3 separate regions of the Homo sapiens genome follow, and all the other regions are linked to region 3. Evidence: chromatin loops called from intact Hi-C (ENCODE). Cell type or tissue: chondrocyte. All regions are shown on one strand.

The links. Peaks named below come from ENCODE experiments on the same cell type or tissue, not always from the same donor. Only the 100,000 strongest peaks of a DNase experiment are listed, where the experiment ranks them.
Region 1: a loop joins it to region 3, with 4 times the contacts of the local background. A loop is called at or near these places in 2 of 110 quality-filtered maps.
Region 2: a loop joins it to region 3, with 1.9 times the contacts of the local background. A loop is called at or near these places in 4 of 110 quality-filtered maps.

What each region holds. Positions count from the first base shown.
Region 1 is chr6:18,748,496-18,750,995 of GRCh38, reverse strand. All of the region lies in intron 1 of LOC105374957 (a long non-coding RNA gene), which reads left to right. Among named protein-coding and RNA genes, the nearest start is that of TRQ-CTG1-1, 86 kb to the left of the region's middle. RefSeq lists an enhancer at 1,284-1,578. In chondrocyte, CTCF peaks have their summits at 1,289 and 1,489 (motif pointing left); no DNase peak of the experiment used is centred here.
Region 2 is chr6:19,321,963-19,324,462 of GRCh38, reverse strand. It overlaps LOC105374961 (a long non-coding RNA gene), which reads left to right and starts at 2,178. Exons shown (of 3, transcript XR_926561.3): 1 at 2,178-2,270. It overlaps LOC107986575 (a long non-coding RNA gene), which reads left to right. Exons shown (of 2, transcript XR_001744014.3): 2 at 1-1,400. In chondrocyte, CTCF peaks have their summits at 1,344 and 1,551 (motif pointing right); no DNase peak of the experiment used is centred here.
Region 3 is chr6:19,835,760-19,838,259 of GRCh38, reverse strand. It overlaps ID4 (inhibitor of DNA binding 4), which reads right to left and starts at 890. Exons shown (of 3, transcript NM_001546.4): 1 at 65-890. The coding sequence starts at 505. In chondrocyte, a CTCF peak has its summit at 1,400; DNase peaks (open chromatin) are centred at 99 and 1,119.

The sequences.
Region 1 (2,500 bases), 1.1 Mb after region 3:
AATGAGAAGTAAAAGCTTTAGTAAAAGTTGAAGCCCTCATTCAAAGCTTTTATAATAGTTTCAGGCTTCTTCTCACACCACAGAGCTGTAATTCCAAGTTGCTTATGATGTTGGCAAATGGAAAACTGAGAACTTGGTGAGCTGATAGACAAAGAGTATCGACAGGCCAGTAAATGTTTAAGCCCACTCACCGGGATAATTCAGCATTTGTCTTTGTGAACACACAGTATAGCCTAGGTTTTGAGAAACTAAAACTCAAACCATGAAACTCTCTTCTCCTTTCTGCCCGCAGCATTTCAGCGTTTGAGTGGGCAACCCAGCCACCTGTCCTTCTTCAGAGAATTTATATAGCCCCTCATTTTGCCTCTCATTGCATTAGATAATGAAGTTAAAACAGACTCTCTTTCACATTTGGGATGAAAAATCACCAAGCTTCTATGCAGAAAATTTCTTTTCTTTACTCAAACCTCTGAGGGATCCAGAATGGCATTTTCAGGTGACATGGACATGTGCAGGTCAGCGAGGTCAGGAAGAGAGCTGACTCAAACCGTTTCTTCTTGACATTGACCTGCCACTACATATTAACATATAAAGAGCTTATGAGGACCTGAGTTGAAAATACTTCCATTTACAAGGAAGTAAACTGAGGCTCACAGAATTGCAGCAGCTTACCTGAGAACAGAGGCAGGACCGAGCTCAAGAGGCAGAGGTGGCCCTGGAAGATGTTGAAAATCACTTTGTATTAAGCCACTCTGCAACTACTTAGGAATCATATTTTTAAAACGTATTTTATTAACCAGAATTCAACTCTACCTGTAGCTCCGCTATTCATAAGGATCATCACAAATTGATTGTTCAATGTTGTATTAATTCCTATTACACATTTTCATGGCTAAATATAGAAAAATAATGACTTTCACATTTTTTTAAATGAGAGTGTAAAATTCTTGAATGCTAGAGTGACATATATTTAAAGGCACCCGAGAAATTAGTCTGCTGATTTTCCATGTCTTATACATCCAAAATCTCACAGCTCAAGTTTTCATTTTCACCATGTATTTTGGCAGCTTCTAAGATAACCCCAAATAATTACACTGTTTTCTTAGGGCTGTTAGAATAAGGGTCTATATACTCCTTATACAAACCTACAACAGTTTGAGTCTTCACAAATCAAATCATTGAGACTACACACCCACACAGAAGCTATAATGAAAGGAGTTTATAAATAAAAGGGTTTTTTACCACCTACTCTCTGAACCATCATATTCCTCTGGAAGGAAGTTTTAAAAGAAAAAAAATGAGAGAAAATGGCTGTGTGTGTGTGTGTGTGTGTATGAGAGGGAGAGAGAGAGGGAGAGAGAGAGAGAGAGAGAGAGAGAGAGAGAGAGTGTGTGTGTGTGTGTGTGTGTGTGTGTGTGTGTGTGCGCGCGCGCACGCGCGCGCAGGATCAGATTGCCCTCTGGTGGACAGTTTATTTCTTCCTTCTTTTAAGATACAACAAAGGAGAAAGAAAAGTAACAATAAAAAAACAGGGAAAAAGGAAACTAGAAAATTAAAAAGCAGAGGAAAAATTGGGAAAGGAAAGAATATAGAAAAGAACAAAGTCAAGAAAAAGGAATGGAACTAGGAAATACTGGTGAAAGACAATAAGGAAATCAAGGAAAAAGAAAGAAGGTTGAGGATCGTGAGAAAAAAAAACAAAGACCAAAAACTGGCTAGTGTCACCTTATACTTAATCAATCCTGGAATTATTTATGGAGAAATAAAATACTTGTAATTACAAATGCTAACTATATCTGGCATTTTAACTTGTTAAACGTTTTCAACATATCTGCTAACTACATGCATGTAAAGTAAGCTTTAATAGCAGCTGTTAGACTTCATGAGAATTGGGGGAGCGTTTTGCAGAACCTAACTGAGAAGAAAGTTTAGAAAAGAAAAACTGCTTTTCTTTACACTTTTTAAAAGTTGCATATAAATCCCAACCGAACATACAAGTCAAGACACGGTGTGCTTTGGCATTTTACATATTTACCATAAAAAGGGGTTTAAAATGTGTACTTTTTTTAATGTTATTGACTGATTGAATAATTTGCTCATAGATTTTTTAGCCATTTGGATGTCTTGAGAGGGAAAAACCACAGGTTAAAATATTATAAAATTTAAGATAAATAAGTTTTAAAAATCCAGTTTGTTACATAAGGAGTACCATAGACAATTGTTTTATTGACAACTGCCAATGTCTCCCACTCATTCTATTATAAAAGTTTGGAATGTGTAACATTTATGTTAGCTAAGCGGAAAGAAACATTCAGAGGAAGCTCAAAGCATCATCCTCATGCCCTCAAACCTGCATTTACCAGAAATACCTGCAGCCAGGGCCACGGCCCCTCTGCCCAGGAGTAGACATAACACTTCCACTGCCTGCTGTGAGCGCACGCTGCAAGGACCCAGAAGAGCAGCTCTCAAGCCCAGCTCCTAATCTTTTCTCCTTAGCCTG
Region 2 (2,500 bases), 510 kb after region 3:
GTCAGAAAAACATGAAATGAGAAAGAAAAGCATAATCTGAGTGAGTTCTCTCTCTTTTTTTTTTTGTTTTCTATGTTTATCTTTCCACAGCTTTTTCACTGGCTCTGTTAAAAAGCAAATATCACTGCAAACTTCATTTCATTTTCTCTCAACAGATGAAATAAAGCTTGTTAAAATGTTTTTCCCTTCTGTCAGGTGCAAACTCCATGTTAGCAGGTTTGAAAACTTTCACATGTTCAGATAGCAATGGAGGTTTTAACTTGGCCAACATCAACAAACAAACCATGAGTCCCTCACGTGTGCAATGCTTGCATAGAATGAAATTGAGTATGAGCATGTTTGCCAACCCTACTACAAATGGTTTATTTAGAATAGTAGAATGTGAAAAATACAGATTTATTTTTAATAGCTAGTACCATGATGATTATTGATTTTTTCTTCCAGATTATTAATTTAAATAGCAAAATTATGCTACATGTTTAAAATATGTCTGTATCCTGAAAGTACTTATTGTAAGCTTAAGCCCAGTCTTATTTCTAAAAAGATAATTTGTAGGAGGTATAATTTTCATTTGTATTCATGTATATTAATATATTTTTTGGTGTTACACTGTTGCATGAGGATAGCTGTAAGGTCAGGATATTTAGGAAACCTCTGAATTGAACATTGAGCTTGTGGATCTAATATTTAAGTAACTGGTTTCTGTCTACGTACTCTTTTCTCTTCCGTGGTAAGCCCTGCAGGCAAGCTCACTTCTCTATGTTCTCAGTTGTAAATGAGGAAAGTAGGACGAGGTATGGAGCTGGAGGGTAAATGGCAGAATAGAAGACAGAGTGCCATTCTGCGTAAGAGCACCACCTTTTGTGTTTGGCAGGCTTGGTTTTAGTCCTGATTTTTCCAGGTCCAAGTATAATCTGGAGCATTTCTCAAATTCACTAAACCTCAGTTTCACCTTCTGTAAAACGAAGCTATTTCATTGAGTTATTTTGGGTTACATATGTAAAATTTACAGCCAAATACTTAACACTCAAGTCTGTCAAGAAACAATTCCAAATATTTTATAATAAATATATAAAAAACTTTCACAATTCATGGAATTTACTTCTTGATTAGTTGCCATGGTCTATGGTTATAATGAAATGTACTCTTGGCAGTCCTGGATAGAGAAGCTCTTGAACCACAACCACAACCATTACCTTGGAGATGTCGAAACTGCCCTTTTCCCCGAGACCATCATTAGTGCTTTCCACGAACCTGGATGATAACCTCACGTTCACCTTTCAAAGCCAAGAATAACAAGAGAATTGAATGTAATGATAATGTTTCTTCTTAAAATTATGCCAAATCCGACTTAGTTGATGTGAGTTCTGCTTTTTAAATTAAAGAAAGTACAAAGTCTATTTTGTGGGTTGGCTAAAAGGGCACTGGTTAAAGAAAACAATGGTTATTTGTTTCTGATGTACAAATGATCCACACAGACACATCTTTAGATGAAACCCCAAATTCTTTACTGGTTGGGTTCTACAAAGAGTGACAGTAGTAATTTGGTGAAGCAGCAGGGGGCAGAGGACTCTTGGTGGTAAGTTAACTTGATTCTACTTTGAAAACTCTGATTAATTGTGCATAGCTGTGCACATACACACACCACATAAACAAAATTCCTGGAATCTGACTGAACCTTATTAAAGATTCATGTCCCTGTAAGTGTAGAGTATAAATCCTATTTAATAAAAAGAATCCTTGTGCCACTGGTAGTAATGTTGGCTAGTGTTGAGAAGATAAAAAGAAGAGAGGTAAAAATAAATATAATGATCAGCTTTTTTTGAGAAATTATAATCTATTAAACTCTAATAATAACTCATTATTTTTTCTTAATGAATGCATGCAGAGGAATTCTATTTCTAAGTAAAGAGTTATAATTATATCAAACCAGCACAATGATTTATTGAGTGTTTACTATGCGGCACAGACTCTGATAGGCACTTTAACCTACACTATTTAATTTAATCCTCACAATGACCCAGAACATAGTATTATTCTCCCTGTTTTCTAGATAGAAAAAATTTAAAAGCCCCCAAATGCACAAGTAGCTCAAACAAGGTCATGTAATAGGTAAGACAGAAAATCTGCATTTGAACCCAGGTCTCATGATTCCAAGTTCCATATTCTACATAAGCATTGTTAGATATGATTTAACAATAATGTATAGGCTTTTTTTTTCATTTCTCCTTTAGCAACACAATGACTGTCAAAGAGCTCATAAGAGATTGGTCAGTGAAACCCTTAAGCTTCATTTGGTCCATCTGTAAGAATTTGGCTCAGTAAATTTTTGTCAAGTACATATTAGGGCGGTAATCACTTGAATTATTTCTTGAGCATTTATAAGTAATTGTCCAATGCCATAATCTCCAAAGCTTGTTATCTATTAAACCTAGGTGGAGGATAAGAGCTTACAATTAGCATCCGAGCAGAGTCTCTCCACCCACCAGGTCCAAAATTT
Region 3 (2,500 bases):
CCACCACGCCACCAACCTCCCATCCCCCGCGGCGTCCGCCCACGGCCGGCGCCCGGCCTCTCACCGGGTCGGTGTTGAGCGCAGTGAGCGGGGTCCGCGGCGGCGCGGCTGGACAGGTCCCGGCCGGGTGGTGTGGCGGCGCGGGCGGTGGTGGCTGCCTCAGCAGGGCCGGGTGCGTCTCCAGCGCCAGCTGCAGGTCCAGGATGTAGTCGATAACGTGCTGCAGGATCTCCACTTTGCTGACTTTCTTGTTGGGCGGGATGGTGGGCACCAGCCTCCGCAGGCGGCTATAGCAGTCGTTCATATCGCACTGCAGGCACAGCGCCGGCTCGTCGGCCGCCGCCTCGGCCGCCTTACAGCGCGCTGCCGCCGCCGCCGCCGCCGCGGCTGCGGAGCCACCCAGGCTGTGGCCGTGCTCGGCCAGGCAGCGCAGCGCCAGCTCCCCGCCGCCGCAGCCCGACGGCGCCTTGCGGCCCGAGGGGCGCACCGGGCTCACCGCCTTCATCGCGCGCGCCCTGCGCTCTACGCGAGCGAACCCGCTGGGGCGAGCGAGGGAGGCAGGCAAGCTCCGGGCCCCGTCCGCGGCCGGCTCCGCTCCCTTTGCCTCCGCGCCCGGCGCGCTCGGGGCACCGCGACACTCCCGAGCCCAACAATTGACGGGAGGGTCGCTCTGGGTTTTACGAGGGAATCTTTGCTCAGTGGGCGACACTCAGCCCGAGCCCAAAGGAAAAAAAAAGCAAAAGCACCGGAAGAAAAGTAGCCCACCCGGGTGTCCTAGTCACTCCCTTCGGAGCTCCGACTAAGCCCGATCGCGGCCGCCGCGCTCCCCTAGCCCGGGATCACCCCACTCCCGGTACTACTCACAACCGCGCCTCCTCCACTACGCTCTCGCCCGGCCCGCCGCGCAGCTGTATTTATAGAGCCGTGCGCCCCGGGGGCGGGACCAGCGCGCGGGCCGGGTCGCAGCGCGAGCCGAGCGGAGCCCGCTGGGCGCGCGGGCGGGGGCGCGGAGGGAGAGGCGAGGGCGGGGGCTCCGGGCGGTGCTGGGGGGCGGGGAGTCCGGCTACCCGAGTGGAGGAGTGGGCGGGGGGTCTGGAGTGGCCAGCCAATCAGGCGGGCAGTGCCACCTCGGGGAATGACGCTCGGGCCAATGGGAAGGGCACTCCATTCCGTCAACGCTGTGGGTCGGGGTTCTGAGAAAAGAGAGCTGAGTGGGAGTCGGGCCAGGCTGATGTGTGCCCAAGGGAGGGGAAAAGAGAGAGCGAAGTTCCTGCGAAGAACTGCGGGAATGTGCGGCCGGAATTCACTCTCCACCGCCCCCCTTATCCCGACTAGGCTGCTGAGGGAGCGCCTGGGCCCTGCTCGCGGATACCCTGCCACTCCTAATAGCACGGCGCCCAGGGACCCTCCGCCACCCATCACTCCATCCGTGGGATTCCAGTGCCTTAAGAAAGACGCGCTGTTCAAGAAGGCACGTTCATTCTGTTCTATATTTCCCTCCTCCGTTTCATTATTCGCCTTTTCACATTTGCCGAAACCATAATGATGGAATGGAATGTGTAGCCTTTCCGTTTTCTTTTTAAAAAATGCTAAAGCTTAGCAAAAGTAGAAAAAAAAAGAAGGAAAAGAATGCCGAATCGAATGCAGGTTTTTGGTGAAGGGAATATAAATAAAACAAAAACGTGGGGGGGGTTCTTTTACCCCATCTAAATGCAAAAGTGGGCTCAAGAAATGCAGTTGCCTTGCGCATTCAATTAGAGCACGTAAAGATTAAAAATGCATGGACACGGAATATTTAAAATTCCATTATGACATATAATATTAATCTGTTTTATGTAAAATTCATACCTGTAACTTAATTTAGGCCATTAATGCACAGCTTCACGTATTAGTCAGCGTACCCCGCTTTAAATAAGGTGATGAGAATGTCCAGAGTCGCCTCCTTTGACAGCAAAGCATTAAAATTCACACTTCCAGTCTCTGGGATCCCGCTTGGGCCCCACCCTGCAAAAAAAAGCCTGTTAATTAAGGGCGTTTTTGTGTTAGATTTCTTAGAGAAAAGCTGTCCTTCAAGGGTTCAAAATAAAATTGCACAATGAGCTTTGGTGGAGCATTGTGTGTACCCTTCAAGAAAAAATTGAGCCCTTCAGATGAGAAAGGTGCATAAAAATTCTCAGACAATGGGGAAATGAATTTTGAGTGCCTTCACTCTACAAACCCTCCCACCTTTAGACACGCTTGGAGATGAATTAACCCAAGAATTTTCTTCATTCGTGTACATGACATGGATTGGTGTCTTCATTTTCATAGATAATTGAAAGAAAGAGACATGGACCTCATTTCTTCCTGTCTACCCCTATATGGACTTTTTCTACATCCATTCCCAGAACTGAAATACCTGCACCAGGCAGATATTTTGTTTAGCTATGTCAGTGCTTTATGACTATCGCACTATTCCCCAGAGCACATTCCTTTCTCCTGATGAAATGAGGAGCAACTA